Regions from separate parts of the Homo sapiens genome. Here region 2 is linked to region 1. Evidence: chromatin contacts called from ENCODE Hi-C data. All regions are on one chromosome and are shown on one strand. Each heading gives the region's core, a stretch centred on a gene start or an enhancer-like site at or near the end of the contact. The rest is flanking DNA. Distances are from core to core; before and after follow the strand shown.

Region 1 (7,919 bases), core at 3,110-5,609:
CCCGTATGCAAGAAGAAAACTGACCCCAGCCCCATGTTACATAAGAACATCTTTGGAATTTGGCTCCTTTTGAAATGAAATGGGAAACCTGCACTCAAACAAGCAGGTATGGGGAATTCAATAGGAGGCAAATGCCCTCAGGGTCACCTCTGGGCCAGTATGCATTCTGAGGATTGGTTTATTCATTCAGCAAACATTGTGGACACCTGCTTTGTGCCAAGCTTCATGGAGGGATACAAGAACAGATGTTCAATCAATGTCTGTGGGAAGAAGGAGAGAGAAGGGGGATGAAAGGGAAGGATTGAGAAGGAGGAGTGTAGGGAGGTAGAGAGTAAGGAAGAGAGGAACGAAGGGAGGGAGGGAGGGAGGGAAGGAAGGAGGGAGGGAAGGAAGGAAGGAGGGAGGCAAAGAAAGGGGAAGGGAGGGAGGGAGGGAAGGAAGGAGGGAGGGAGGGAAAGAAAGGGGAAGGAACAGAGGGAGGGACGGAGGGAAGATAAATGGGCAGAGATACCCTCACAGAGCTCATCGTCATGTGACTGTGGGTGCAGGTGTGCCCATGGTAATGTAACTAAGTATTTACAATCTAGCTCAGCTCTGATCAATGGAAAAATAATGTAAGCCACATATGTAATTTTAAATGTTCTAATAGTTCCAGTAAAGCAGGCAAGGAACAGGTGAAATTAATTTGAATAATTATTTAACTCAACATTATTTCAATATGTATTTAGTATAAAAATATTAATGGGTATGTTACATATCTTTTTCACACTAAATCTTCAAGGTCACCCCTAGCACGTCTCAATCTGGATTATGCACATTTCAAGTGCTCCCCAGCCCTGGACACCGTGGAGGGTGGCAGGCACTCTGACTGAGGTGCACAGAGCCTGCTGAGGGCACTTAAGTCAGAGTCAAGGAAGACTTCACCGGGTGGTGCCTTCAGTCATTTAATCATTTGCTCACTTACTGTTCACCTAATGTTTATTGAATGCCTCCTGCACTGGGTGTGACGGCTGGGCAGAGACTCTGCTTGGAGGAAGGAGGGAAGGGCATTCCAGACTAGGGAAGCAGATTGCAAGCTCTGAGAGGGCAGACTGGCGTCTGTCTGGTTCACTGCTGTAGCCCTGCACCTGGTGCAGAGTTGGTGCCTGGCGAACATTTGCGGAGCGGGAAAGGAGGGAGAGAGGAGTTGGGCATTTCTAGAGCGCAGGAGGCAGAGAAGACTGGTTAGAGAGGAAGCTGGAGACACCATTCTCAAACTTGACAGTGCACTGGAATCACTGGCAGGGTTTGTTAAAGCGTAGATTGTTAGACACCCCCCTCCTGCAGGGTTCCTGATCCAGCAGGGCTGGGGTAGGGCCACCGGATTTGCATTGCCAGCAAATTCCCAGGTGCTGCTGCTGCTGCTGGTCCAGGGATCACTGAGAACCACTGGGCTAGACCACGAACCCTGTGAAGGCAGAGAGGAGCCAGGAGAGGTTTCTGAGAAGGAGAGAGGGGAGCACTTAGGTTTGTGATTTAGAAAACTGTGGGTGTGCGGCACGGTGGCGCATGCCCGTAGTCCCAGCTACTCGGTAGGCTGAAGCAGGAGGATCACTTGGGTCTGGGAGATCTGGGCTGTAGTGCGCTATGCTGATCGGGTGTCGGCACTAAGTTTGGCATTAATATGGTGACCTCCCGGGAGCGGAGGACCATCAGGGTGCCTAAGGAGGGATGAAGTGGCCCAGGTCGGAAACAGAGCAGGTCAAAACTCCCCTGCTGATCAGAAAACTGTGCATGGCTGCTGAGGACAGGGGTTTCCACCTCCGTCCCACCTCTCCTGCCAGGGCAGTGGCACCCTTAGCTCAGGAGGGTGCGTCAGGACCCAGTTCCATCCTCACACGGTGGGGAAGCCTGGGCTGTGCTCCCAGAACAAGAAACAGACCTGGGTGATGAGTGACAAATGTGGACGGTTCTCTGCACTGTGGGTGGAAATAGAAACCCTTAGTCAGCTGTGGGGTTCAGCAAAGAATTTCCCTGGTTAACGGAAACTTGACTGGCTGTGGGTGAGGGGGAGGTTGGGTTCTGAGACGTCTGGGAGGCCTGGGCTCTTCGGTTCTCGTGGTGCCCAGCTCAGCGTGATGCCTTCAGGTTTGAGACCACTTCCTCCTGTTGAGCCTCTTCTCTGGGGGCACTCATTATGTATGCTGCGTAACAAATCACCCCAAAAGGTGTTAAGTGAAAGTAACAACAGATGTCTGTGTTCTCACAGTTTCTGTGAGTCAGGAACCCGGGGTCGCTGGGTGGTTTGGGCTCAGGGTCTCTCAGGAGGCTGTCGTCAATATGTGGGCCAAGGCCTGACTGGGTTAGGGGATCTGATTCTAAGATGGCGCTCACACGCTGTTGGCAGGAGGCCTCACTCCCTCACTGGTGGTCTTTTCACAGGACTGCTAAGTCCACACTATGACAGCTGGCTTTCCCAGAACAGGTGATCCAAGGGGCAAGACAGAAGCTGAAACATCTTTTTTTTGTTTTTTTTTTTTTGAGATGGAGTCTCACTCTGTTGCCCAGGCTGGCGTGATCTCAGCTCACTGCAACCTCTGCCTCCTGGGTTCAACCGATTCTCCTACCTCAGCCTCCCAGGTAGCTGGGATTACAGGCATGTGCCACCACACTCGGCTAATTTTTGTATTTTTAGTAGAGACAGGGTTTCACCATGTTGGCCAGGATGGTCTCAAACTCCTAACCTCAGGTTATCTGCCCGCCTCGGCCTCCCAAAGTTCTGGGATTACAGGCATGAGCCACCGTGCCTGGCCAGCTGAAACATCTTTTATGACCCAGACTCACAAGGCACACTCCATCCTATTGGTGACACATTAGCCCTGTTCACTGGGGGAGGGAACTGGACAAGAAGGTGAATCCTAGGAGGCTGGGGTACTTGGGTGGCATCTTGGAGACTGACCACAATGCCCAAACTGCCCTTTGGCCTTATCTTGTAGTCAGTCCACAGATCTCCAAAGATAACTGTATCTGGTGCTGCTATTTGTTGTCTTGGAGCTTGAAGACTGGGCCCTACATTCCTGAGGGGTGCCTGCTGGAGCCAGGAGGTGGGGTAGGGGAGAGCCAGCTAGTAGCTAAACACTTTACTCATTCCAGACACTATGGTCAGCACTTTATAATCTAATTCTCAGACAACCTTATGAGATTATAGTCCCCATTCTACAGATGGGGAAACTGAGGCTCAGATAGAGGAGATGACACATCTGAGATCAAACCACTGGGAAATGGTGGGGTCTGAATTCTGAACCACTACACGTGTGTCTTCATACCAGGTGCAATGCTTAGGTAGACTGCATATTCCCCAACAGTGTGCTTTGATGGCTTCTCTCCAGGGTGGAAGTGGTTGGAGCAAAGGTCAGACTGGCCCTTTCATCCCTTGGGCTCAGAGCCTGGCACTAGGCTTGCTGGCAGAAGAGGAAACAGGAAGGCTTTGGGCTGCATGCAGATCCCCAACTCTTAAAACCTGGGGTCAAGTTTGGCTCTCTCATACATTCTCATGGTGGAGCAAGCATGGGTCAAGTGTGGGGGTATTGGAGCCTCTTACCAGCTGAGTAGATTGGGGCAAGTTAATTAAACTCACTGTGCCTCAGTATCCCCAACTGTAAAATAGGAGCTCATTAGAGCCTGCCTCACATTTGCCTTGGGCTGTTGTAAGCATTAAATGAGATCATTTCCTACACATGCTAGACTCAGGGCTGGGCAACAGCAAGTGCTCAGTAAACATGAGCTCTTCTTATCGCAGGCTTGTTAGATGCTGATATGCATCTGCTGTCTGTTCCCACATCTGGCTGAGCTGTGAGGATACGAGGGTTGAAGACCATGGCATTTTTGTCTATTGCTGGGAGCATCAGCAAATGATCCATCCTGCAGGTCCGAGAGCTCAGGACATTTTCAGCAAATGGCTCCCAAGTCCCATACATCACTCTACCTACATCCTGTCCTGGTCCTCTCTGAGCCAGGAACAGAGGGTTCCAGAAGCCCTGGAAAACTTGCAGCTTGCTCCCCTCCGGGCCCAGCCAGCTACTCTCTAGCTGTTCCTGTCTGATAAGAGAGTGGATTTTTCCATTTCCTGCAGCAGAAATGCTCCTGTTTCCTCTCTGCCCACCCAGCTGCCCTGGTTTCTGCTGCTGCACGGGCAGAAGATGGGTATCTGGAAGTCACAGGAGATTGTGCAGCATGCAGGGAGAGTAGCAGGACAGGGCCCCCCAGGCAGGTGGGGCTGCAAGGCAGTCAGCATACCTTGCAGGAGCCAGACTTCTCTGTTTTGTTTTGACATGGGAACCGAGTCTGTATCAGAAATGACAAAATCAAACACCCGCAAACAAAACCCCCCAGCGAAGCAAACAGGAAGCAGGGTCTGGATAAAAATACCATCCTTTTTGCAGCTGCAGCCTCCACCATGCAGGTTTCAGAAGGTCACGCTCTTGACAGGAAATGTGGCTGCTTTCAGAGGGGAGAGGTGGCTGAGTTGGGGCCGGGGGTAGAGACAGTGGGGACAGCCAGAAGCAACAGCAGGCTCTCGGGGGAGGTTCGTGCACCTTTCACTTCTTGACAGGTGAAGGAACTGGGCCCGATCTGTCTGTTCCCTTCCTGGCCACGATCCCAGGGTTCACCTTGGACTTATATTTGTTTCTTCCTCTCCTACCAGGGACCAGGAGACTTTTATTGTGAGGGTGAAATGAGACTGTGGTTTTGAACTTTTTTTTTTTTTTTTTTTTGAGATGGAGTTTCGCTCTTGTTGCCCAGGCTGGAGTGCAATGGTGGGATCTTAACTCACTGCAACTCCGCCTCCCGGGTTCGGGCGATTCTCCTGCTTCAGCCTCCCAAGTAGCTGGGATTACAGGTGCCTACCACCATGCCCAGCTAAATTTTTGTATTTTTGGTAGAGACAGGTTTCACCATGTTGGCCAGGCTGGTCTCGAACTCCTGACCTCAGGTGATCTGCCCGCCTTGGCCTCCCAAAGTGCTTGGATTACAAGCATGAGCCACCACTCTCAGCCATTGAACATATTTTGTTAGCTGAAAAGCATTACCCTGAGGATCAGCAAAGTTTTTCTGCAAAGGGCTAGATAAGAAATATTTTCGGCTGTGTGGCCATATGGTCTCTGTCTAACTCCTCAGCTGTGCTGCTGGAGCCTCAAAACAGCCATAGGCAATGCATAACAAGGGAGCGTGTGTTCCAATTAGTTTTTGGACACTGATATGCCACTTTCATGTAATGTTCATGTATTGCCAAATATTACTCTTCTTTGATTTTTTTCAACCATTAAAAAAAAAATAGAAGCCATTCTCAGCTTGCAAGCAGTATAAAATTAAGCCAGATTTGGTTTGTAGACCACAGTGTGCCAACCCCTGCACTCTCCAAACAAAATGGTTTGTATTATTGTTGCTATTTAACTTCCTACTCAATACAGGAATCCCAGCTTTAGCACTTCCTTCATGGGGTCAGCCAGGTTGAGACTTTGTTTCTGCACTAGCTACTTTGAGCAGAAATAGAGTTCTTACCACTTGGCTATCATTCTGCGGAAGGTTTTTGTTTTTTAGTGAAATTGAGAAGTTCTGATTATAAAGGTAGTACATATGGATTTTAAAATGCTTGGGAAATACTGGCAAACACAAAATAAAAATCCCTGATAAATCATAGCTACTGTATTTTTTTTCCAATGAAAAGTGTGTGGATGTATGGAAAGCATTTTTTTCCTTTCCAGTTGAGATTCCATTGAATGTAAAGTTTTGACTCTTTGTTTTTCCATTCTATGTTATATATCAAGCATTTTCCCATGTCATTAGAAATTCCTCAAAGATACCAGCTGCAGAATATTCCATTATATGGATGTTTCATAATTTACCAAATCAACCTCCAATTGTTTAGGCATTTGGGTTGCTTCCAGGATTTCTCACTTATAAACAATATGCATATAAACAATGCTGCTGTGAACATCCTTGTTCGTAAATCTTTGTCTGCCCTCTGATCTTTTCTTTAGGGAGAATGTGTGCTGAAAATTCCTAGGAAAACTGTGCTTCTGACTTATATACTAACTTTTTTTTTTTTTTGAGTTGGAGTCTCGCTCTTGTTGCCCACGCTGGAGTGCAATGGTGCGACCTCGGCCCACTGCAACCTCCACCTCCCAGGTTCAAGCAATTCTCCACCTCAGCCTCCTGAGTAGCTGGGATTACAGGCACCCACCACCACGCCCGGCTAATTTTTTTTGTATTTTTAGTAGAGATGGGGTTTCACCATGTTGGCCAGGCTGATCTCGAAATCCTGACGTCAGGTGATCCATCCGCCTCGGGCTCCCAAAGTGCTGGGATTACAGGTGTGAGTCACCACACCCAGCCTATACTAACCATTTTTGCTTTACTGAATTTGACTTTGCTGATTATGCAGTTCATAAGGTTTCCTCACTGATAATGACTTCATTCTCCCCTCCTGCACCGCTAGCCCCAGGCGACCACTGATCTGCTTTCTGTTTATAATTTCATTTTGAAGTATCTCATTTTTGATCAGCCTAAAGTTGATTACCTCCTTATTTGCTCAGAATTCCATTCTTCATAATAGTAATGCTGCCACCTCCACTTTCTTTGTGTTTGTGTTTGCCTGTTTTATATTTGAACATTCCTTTAATTTTAGTCTCCGTTATTTTGTTTGGAATATATCTCTTGTAAGCAGCACACAGTTGTTTTTTTTTTTTTTTTTTTTTTTTTTTGGCAACCAAATCATTGCTGCTTTATGGGAAGGATAAATGATTCAATTTACTCATCTGGTACATGTTTGGATGTCGGTCATCTTGCTTCGTGATTTGTGGCATTTATTTCTTTTATTATTTCTTTCATTTTGTGACTTTAATGAATACTGTGTTGATTTGCATTTATCTTTTCCATCGATAATATGGAAGATACAAGTAGTGACTTCAATTTCTTATGTGGTTACCTTTAAAATTTTCAGAAATCTTGTTTTATTTCCCCAGGCAGACACTTGTTCATGTCCTATGTAATACAGGGCTGAGGCAGAGTAGCATCTTTAGGAAAGACCAAAATTGAAAGCCAAGGCAGAGACAGGGGAGGTAGTTTTGGGACAGCAGAACAGGACCAGGGAAATCAGAGGGAAGCTTCAGAGTGGACAGGTGTGAGCTGAAGGAACTTCCCCCTTCATACACAGCTTGTTGCCTTTTCCTAAACATTGATAGGAATGGATTTTATTCTTGGCTATATTTGAGTGAGGGTCCCTTGTAATTAGTCATGCCTGAAATACCAGTTATGTATGGAATCAACCAGACTAGAATTTGAGTCTCAGTGCTTACTAGCTAAATAATCTTGGGAAAATCATATAAGTTATCTGTCAAATGGTCTAATAATAGCACCTAAGTCATGTGGTTGTTGTGGGGATTGAGGCATCCCAGGGATCTGGGATAATACATGTAACATCCTGGTACAGTGCCTTATACTTGGAAAATAGTCAATGAATGTTAGATGCTATTATGATGGCTGTGAAGCTATTACAGTGTTTATATGCATGTATCTCCTACCTGCAGGGCTGGAAATATTTTTATCTATTACTTGCCTGGAGATATAAAGTAAATGGACTATTTTTAAAAATTCAGGATTGATAGCTGGAAGGAGAAGTGAGGTGAGAGATGGGTTTTAGAGAGCAAGAGCGAGTCAGAAAGAGGCATTCAGGGCATCTGGGGAGAGGGGAATTGGGATAAGAGCAGATACCTTGGAGAGCTCCCGGACGGCCAGTGCGTGTTTAGGCGGGCCAGGCTCTGCGGAGCGGAAGGGAGATCAGGTCCCTAGGTCTGCAGTGAAGCTGTAAGGAGAGGTGCTGGGAGAATTCTGGAGGTAGAATCAGTAAAGAACAGGGGCCTGGTGCAGCGGGGGTCTGA
Region 2 (7,919 bases), core at 3,589-6,088, 4.9 Mb after region 1:
TGAGATTACAGGCGTGAGCCACTACGCCTGGCCTAAACCTCTTTTCTTTATAAATTACCCAGTCTCAGGTAGTTCTTTATAGCAGTGTGAGAATGGACTAATACACATGTGTTTTAATGCATCTTAGCGGGGCTGATCATAAACATATTTGACAACTGAATGGCACAGGCATCAACGAATCAGAACGGATGCTAGCAGTAAATAGCCATGAATGTCTCTGGGACTCATAACTGAACTGAAAGGGGCTCAATTTTCCCCACCCGCCTGGTGATTGGGGTGCTCATAGTCCCCCAAGAGTGGGTTCCTGCTGTTTTCACCCCACCATCCTGGCCTCCAGAAATCCACTCTGAGCTTTGAGCTTCCATACAGGGAGCTCAGGGGAGGGTAGGGAAGAAGAAAGGAGCGTGGGGGTGGGGGGAGGGCTGCTGCCTGGAGCTGCCTCTCACACAGGACCCCCTGGATGGTCACTCTGTTTCTGGGATATTTAACCCCTGAAACTGTCCCCTGAGCAGCTGTGTCACCCCTGACCTGCTGCTCAGTGTCACCCCCTCTTTTATTTTAAGAAACAGAGTCTTACTCTGTTGCCCAGGCAGGAGTGCAGTGGTGCAATCATAGCTAACTACAGCCTCAAACTCCTGAGCTTAAGCAATCCTCCTGCCTTAAGCAACCCTCCTGAGTAGCTGGGACTACAGATGCATGCCACCATGCCTGGCTAATTTTTAAATGATATTTTGTAGAGACAAGATGTTGCTATGTTGCTCAGGCTGGTCTCAGATTTCTGGGCTCAACCAATCCTCTTGCCTTGACCTCCCAAAGTGTTGGGATTATAGGCGTGAGCCACTGCGCCTAGCCTCATCTCTCCTGTTTTCATGTGTGCCTTTGTAAATTACTTGTATTTCACTGGTTACTTTTTGTTTCTATAACATGTTTTATTGTGACACATAAAATGCAGGAAAAAATGCATAAAGCTCATATGTGCAGGTTAACACAGGACTGTAAAAATATCCTACACAAAGAAGGAGAACTGGGTTCCCTGGGGCCCCCACCATCTCTTCCCATGACAGCCTCCTGATCCCCAGAGAAAAGCACTATCTTTTTTTTTTTTTTTTTTGAGATGGAGTCTCTCTCTGCCGCCCAGGCTGGAGTGCAGTGGCACAGTCTCAGCTCACTGTAACCTCTGCCTCCCGGGTTCAAGCGATTCTTCTGCCTCAGCCTCCCGAGTAGCTGGGACTACAGGCGTGCACCACTACACTGGGCTAATTTTTGTATTTTTAGTAGAGACAGGGTTTCACCATGTTGGTCAGGCAGGTCTCAATATTCTGACCTCAAGTGATCCGCCCACCTCGGCCTCCCAAAGTGCTGGGATTTACAGGCGTGAGCCACTGTGCCTGGCTATCCTAATTTTTATAACGCTAATTTCTTTGCTGTTCTTTATAGTTTCACCACTTAGGAAAGCCCTTGTTTGTTTTGTTTGTAAAATGACAGTCTTTTTATTTATGAAAATCTTGGTAATCCTGGTTTTGTTTTCATCCCCTCCCCACCATGTCCCCTCCTCTCCCCCAGCCCACCATTTATGGCAAGTGAAATCCACCTCTGTTTACTGTGGGTATTCATTTCTCTCTTAACATGAATTATAATACATAAATACGTTTATTAAAAATTTTTTTTTGAGACAGGGTCTCGCTCTGTTGCCCAAGTTGAAGTGCAGTGGGTGATCATAGCTCCCTGCAGCCTCCAACTCTTGGGCTCAAGCGATCCATCCTCCTGCCTCAGCCTTCTGAATAGCTGGGACTACAGGAGACAGCCACCACCACACCCGGCAATTCAGAGAAAAATTAAGTAAAGAATAGCATGTATAAATGAGATGGGCAAGATGATGAAGGTGGTACCCAAAGAACTGAAGTTTGGGAAACGTTGATTATCTTCCATTTATGAAGAAAAAAAAAGTCTTGGGGAGGTCTCTGGAGGGTCAGGGACTGGAATCCAGGTGCGCTGACCTAGGCCGACGTGGGCCACCGGGACACCACAGCCCTTGGGGCGCCGGCGGCCGGTGTTCCTTCAGGGAGCCCAGAGGCTGCAGTGCCGCTATGCACCACCAGAGGGCAGCACGGCCCCGGCTTGCGGCTCCCGGCCACTTCCCACGCGGGCGGCTGGGGTGGCGCTGGGCGGCTCTCCCTGGGGATTCGGGTTTGCCTGGACTCATCTTAGTCCAGAGATCCTCAAACGAGCTCTGGGACACACTCCCTTCTAAATTACCTGGGTGCTTGTTAACAGTGTAGAGTTTGGGGCCTTCCTGGACCTACAGAATCAGCATCCCTGAAGCTCCAGGTGTGTGGCGTGGGAGCTAGGGGGTTTGGACAGTGGGGTGCTGGTCAGGGGAGTTTTGAGAACACTGCTCCAGGGAGGTGGGCACTGTCTCCCAGGGTCAGAGTTTGGGGGTGATGTGTGTGTGTGTGCGGAGGATTATCACACACACCGAGAGGGATTGCCGGTCGGAAGCCTGGGCTTGCATTTGGGCCCACCTCTTACTTGGATGGGTGGCAAATTCTTCGTTAAGCATTTTGCATCTACGCACCCTCCATTTGACCACCCATCCATCCATCATCCATAAATATATGATAACTAAACCCTTACCATGTGTCCCTTCTGTGTGTGGAGATATAGTGGTGAGCAACACAGACAGCGTCCCTGCCCTCCTAGAATTCATGCCTGTGTGGAGGAGCCAGATAGCAGCAAATAATCCCTCAAATATAAAATTACATGTTAGGCTGAGCGCAGTGGCTCACACTTGTAATTGCAACACTTTGGGAGGCCAAGGTGGGAGGGTTGCTTGAGGCCAGGAGTTCAAGACCAGCCTGGGCGATATAGCAAGACCCCATCTTTACAAAAAATTTAAAATAAAATTACAATTTATAGGAGCTGCCTTGAAGGAGGAGGGATTCATAGGGTGCTGTGTGGATGAAAAGAGCTCTAGGAACCTGAGGATGTGAAGGATTCTTCCCTTAGGAAATTATGCTTGAATTGAGATCTGAGGGTGAGAAGGAGTGAACCAGGTGGAGTCAGAGGGAAGAGTGTTTCAGACAGAGGAAACTCATGTGCAAAGGCCCTGAGGTGGAAATGAGCTCACTGCCTTGGCAGAAGAGTGTGGTTGGAGCAGGAAGGAAGAGAGGGACTGGCTAGACCTGGGGTGTGGGCAGTAGACAAGGACCAGTACCCTCAGGTTCTCAAATTTCCCATCTTCAAATGGGGCAACAAGAGAACCATCTATCTTGCAAAGAGGATAACATGTAATGATGAGCCCAAAGCATCTAATGTAGTGCCTGGTACACAGTTGGTGTCAATATTGGGGGTGGGGGTGGATCTGGGCAGAGGGTACAGCCTGGTTAGAGAGCTGTGGGGAAGCACTGGGCAACTGCGGGGACCAGAGCTGTCTTGGCCACCTGCAGGGACCAGCTGAGAAGTGTGTTTAACCACAGTGAACATTACCGTTGGCATCGCTGTCTTGTTGAAAACAAAGTGAAATTGGAGAACATACTGTTGTCTTGAACTAGGCCAAGATGACTAATTATTAGACTCACTTTTGAAAGGTTACCATATACAGACATGCGCTGAGGTGGAGAGAGGAGAGTTTGGAAATCTGATTCATTCTGAAACCCCAATAGATGGAACTCTTGCTCAGTTTCTGAGCATAATGACTGTGAACATTCGGTTTAACGCAGCTGTCACCACAGGCAAGGTGCAAAACAAAATGTTTCGTACCAGCTCCTTGGAGTGTCATGGGGCAGCTCATGGCAGCCCTGGGGAGATCTCTGCTAGATGGTGAAGGGTGTGCAACGTGGGTGCTGGTGTTGGGGAATTGAGGGGACGCCAGACCTCAAATCTGGGATCTGAGTCTGAGGGATGGCTTTGCCACAAGTGGACCATGTGGCTTAGGTTAACTTCCTCCTTTCTTTGGGCCTTAGTTTCCTCATCTGGAAAATGAAGGGCTAGACCAGATGCTCTCCAAGAACTTCTCTAGTTTTGTTGTTCTATGGCCTTTGCTGGTGGTGTGACTTTGGATGTTACCTTCAGCTCCTGGGTTTTAGTTTCCTTTTGAGCATTTTAGAGTTCCCCAAGAGTGTTGGTTTATTTCACTCCCCATTTGCTGCCCCCACCAATGAAGTCTAGCGACTCGAAATCTCCTTCTCCAGACTCCACTGAGAACAAACCACCCTAGTTCCTTGCCCTGTGGGTCAGTGGTTTAATCTGGGGATGCGTGAGTCCCTTGGTCCTGTCTGGAGATGCATAAATCCACTGTGGCCCGATGTGGGGATTCCAAGTCCTTGAGGTCTAATCTGGGGATGCATGTGGTCCAGTACTCACAGACCCAAGGGGGCCTGAAGGCACCTGGACCCTTCAGGAAGTCCTGTCTCTGGGACTTACAAGGGAACATTCGTGAAGCTGGTATCAGGGCTGAACGTGGATTGGGGCTTTCTGAGGGCCAAGTGCAGGCACTCATTTCCTTCTCACATTATTCCCACCTCTGAGGGGCAGAGGGTCTAAGTAATTTTCCCAAGGCCACACAGGGAGCAAGGGGCAGAGGTGGCATGTGTGCCCAAGCCTGTTTGATTCAAACTGTCGTTAACTTTGGAAACTGACCCCACCATCTCATTTATTTCTCACAACAAATACATCCATTAACAGGTATCAAGGCTTAGAGGCTTCATAGCAAAACAGAGTGGAGACCTGGTAGGTAAGCAGGCAGCTTCCAGATTTCTCCACCCAGCCCCCACTTCCTGGCCAGGAACTGGAGGCAGGGAAGTTCCATTGCCCATATAGCTGCATGACTTTTCATTTGCCCGTTCCTGTGGTCAGACTCAGTGGTGTGAGACTTCCTGTGGTTGAGCCGAGTGATGCAAGAACGTCGCTGTGCAGGGCTGTGGTCCTACACCGTCCACTTTATTGGTTGTCTAAGACATCTTCAATGGTAAAATGGGAAAGGCATAGTTTTTGTCCTGAACGTTGTCCTTACACCTAAGCCAGACTTGATCAGATGCCACATGGGGCGTATCCTCCTGAGCATCCCACGTCTACCGCCTGCCTTGGATGTCTGACATCAAGTATGTAAGTGCTTGTGTCTGGACCTGAACTTCACTCCAAATAGCGGGGTTGGCTACAGGTCAGTTACCCATGTGAGATTATAGTGCCCTGACTGGTTATTCTTTTTTTTTCTTTTCTTTTCTTAAGACAGGGTCTAGCTCGGTTGCCCAGGCTGCCGTGCAGTGGTGTGATTGCTCTGCCTCCTGGGCTCAAGCCATCCCCCCACCTCAGCCTCCTGAGTAGCTTGAACTACAGGCATGCACCACTGTGCCAGCTAACTTTTGCATTTTAGTAGGGATGGGGTTTTGCTATGTTGGCCAGGCTGGTCTTGAACTCATGGCCTCAAGTGATCCACCCACCTTGGCCTCCCAAAGTGATGAGATTACAGGCGTGAGCCACTGTGCCTGGCCACCTGACTGGTTATTCTTATCAAGATGAGAACAGAACTGAAATTGAACATAAGCCACCATTAATTATCATCAGTAATGTATTTAAGAATATAAGGCATAATTTTAAGTTACACTAAAATAAATATAAATGGCTTGACACAAGTAAACGTTCTTGCTCAACCCTTGATACCCTCTAGGGATGGATCTGAAGATCCATCCCCTAGACACATGAATATGATTTTTCAAATCATTATTATTACAGTTTTATAGAGACAGGGTCTTACTCTGTTGCCTAGGCTGGAGTACAGTGGTGTGACCACGGCTTACTCCTGGGCTCGAACTCCTGGGCTCCAGAGATCCTCTGTATTCATCTGTTCTCGCACTGCTGTAAAGAAATACCTGAGACTGGGTAATTTATAAAGAAAAGAGGTTTAATTGCCACATGATTCTGCAGGCAATACAGATGCTGGCATCTGCTTGGCTTCTGAGGAGGCCTCAGAAAGCTTCCAGTCATGGTAGAAGGTGAAGGAGAAGCACACGCATCGCATGGCCAGAGTAGGAGTGAGTGGAAAATGGGGCACTGCTACACACTCTTTTTTTTTTTTTTTTTTGAGGCAGAGTCTTGCTCTGTCACCCAGGCTGGAGTGCAGTGGCGTGATCTCAGCTCACTGCAAGTTCCGCCTCCTGGGTTCACGCCATTCTCCTGCCTCAGCCTCCCAAGTAGCTGGGACTACAGGCGCACACCACCACGCCCGGCTAATTTTTTGTATTTTTGTAGTAGAGACGGGGTTTCACCGTGTTAGCCAGGATGTTCTTGATCTCCTGACCTCGTGATCTGCTTGCCTGGGCCTCCCAAAGTGCTGGGATTACAGGCGTGAGCCACCGCACCCGGCCTGCTACACATTTTTAAACAACCAGATCTTGCAATAACTCACTCACTCACACAACAATAACAGTACCAAGGGGATGTCGTTAAACCATTTGTGAAGGACCACCCTCATGATCTAGTCACCTCCCACCAGGCCCCACCTCCAACCCCAGGGATTACAATTCAACATGCTATTTAGGCGGGGACACAGATCCAAACAATATCTTCCTCTCACGTAGCTGGGACTAGAGGTGTGCGCCACCAAGCTCGGCCTCTGGTTTTTCAAATGATATCCCAAATCGGAGCTCCTCTCACCACTTCCACTTTGCCACTTTTATTCAAGCCACTAGCCAACAACGTGGGTTATGACAGAAACAGAAGCCTCCGCGCTCCTTTCCTCCTCCAAACTTGCTCACCTTGTAGGTGACTCTCTATGCTGCGGGATCTGTTAAGGCTTGAGTCAGATGGCAAAGTCTCTGCTCGAGGCCCTCCGATGGTTTCCCTTCCACCAGGAGTCAAAGCCCAAGTTCTTACCAGGGCCTCCGTGACCTCACTGGGTCTGCCCTGGTTCTTCTCTGGGCTCATCTCCTGCTGTTCTGCTTTTGCTCACTTCGTTCCAGCCTCTCTGGCCTCCGCGCTATTCCTTCAGGCACATTTCTGCTGTGTGGCTTTTGCACTTGCTTTTCCCTCTACCTGGAGAGCTCTTGCCCCAGATACCCATGAGTCTCCCTCTCTCCCCTCCTTCCGGTTTCTGCTCCATTCTCTCCATCCCAGAGAGGCTCTTCTTGACCACTCTACCTAAAATATCAGCTTCCTGCAATAAAATATCAACTTCCTTCACTCTTTATTCTTTTTCCCTCTTAATTTTATTATATCTCCTCCTGACATGTATTTGTTGATTCTTTCCCCACTAGAATATAAGCTCCACAAAAGCCGCATCTCTGCTCCTCTCCCTGCTACATCCTTAGAGTCAAGCCTAGTGCCTGACCACATCAGTGACATTGGTTGAATTGAATGAAGGATCAATAAAGGAATAAACTGAGGTTGGGCACGGTGGCTCACGCCTGTAACCCCAGCACTTTGGGAGGCCGAGTCAGGTGGATCACCTGAGGTCAGGAGTTTGAGACCAGCCTGAACAATACGGTGAAACCTCGTCTCTACTAAAAATACAAAAATTAGCTGGGCATAGTGGGGCACGCCTGTAATACCAGGTACTCGGGAGGCTGAGATGGGAAAATTGCTTGAACTCGGGCGGTGGAGCTTGCAGTGAACCAAGATCGTACCACTGCACTCCAGCCTGGGCAACAGAGTGAGACTCCATCTCAAAAGGAATAAACGGAGCTTTCTATGGTAAGTATCTTTGCTCATGGCAGGAGCCTCACTGACAGTTTCCTGAGTCACACTTTCCGGTTTCTGTGTTGCGTGTACATTGAAGGCATTCCAATGGTGGATCTGAGCCTCAGGATAATTGGATATCGCTTTTCAGTATGTAGTTCCACATCATCATTTTTTTGGATGCCTTTAATCTTTCTTCACTTCTTCTTCTGTCCCATCACCAACATGAGCAGTTGGATTTATTTTAG

Evidence for each region. A loop is a pair of places that touch in the nucleus more often than their neighbours do. Pooled maps may share reads with other maps.
Region 2: a loop to region 1 is called in a map with no recorded cell type, with 17 times the contacts of the local background. The contact joins two enhancer-like sites. A Hi-C loop is called at or near these places in 2 of 37 single-sample maps with no recorded cell type and 3 of 50 pooled maps.

Annotation. Positions count from the first base shown.
Region 1 is chr20:38,871,237-38,879,155 of GRCh38, forward strand. The region is part of intron 2 of PPP1R16B (protein phosphatase 1 regulatory subunit 16B); the gene reads left to right. It also overlaps the pseudogene RN7SL116P. Among named protein-coding and RNA genes, the nearest start is that of FAM83D, 51 kb to the right of the region's middle. RefSeq lists enhancers at 14-103, 2,052-2,371. Within about 2 kb of position 4,360, at least 16 of the 41 ENCODE cell types and tissues checked have a DNase peak (open chromatin) inside an H3K27ac peak, as active enhancers do.
Region 2 is chr20:43,747,830-43,755,748 of GRCh38, forward strand. The region is part of intron 1 of LOC101927200 (a long non-coding RNA gene); the gene reads left to right. Among named protein-coding and RNA genes, the nearest start is that of GTSF1L, 25 kb to the left of the region's middle. RefSeq lists a silencer at 2,035-2,194 and enhancers at 3,634-3,833, 4,024-4,093, 4,594-4,673. Within about 2 kb of position 4,839, at least 3 of the 41 ENCODE cell types and tissues checked have a DNase peak (open chromatin) inside an H3K27ac peak, as active enhancers do.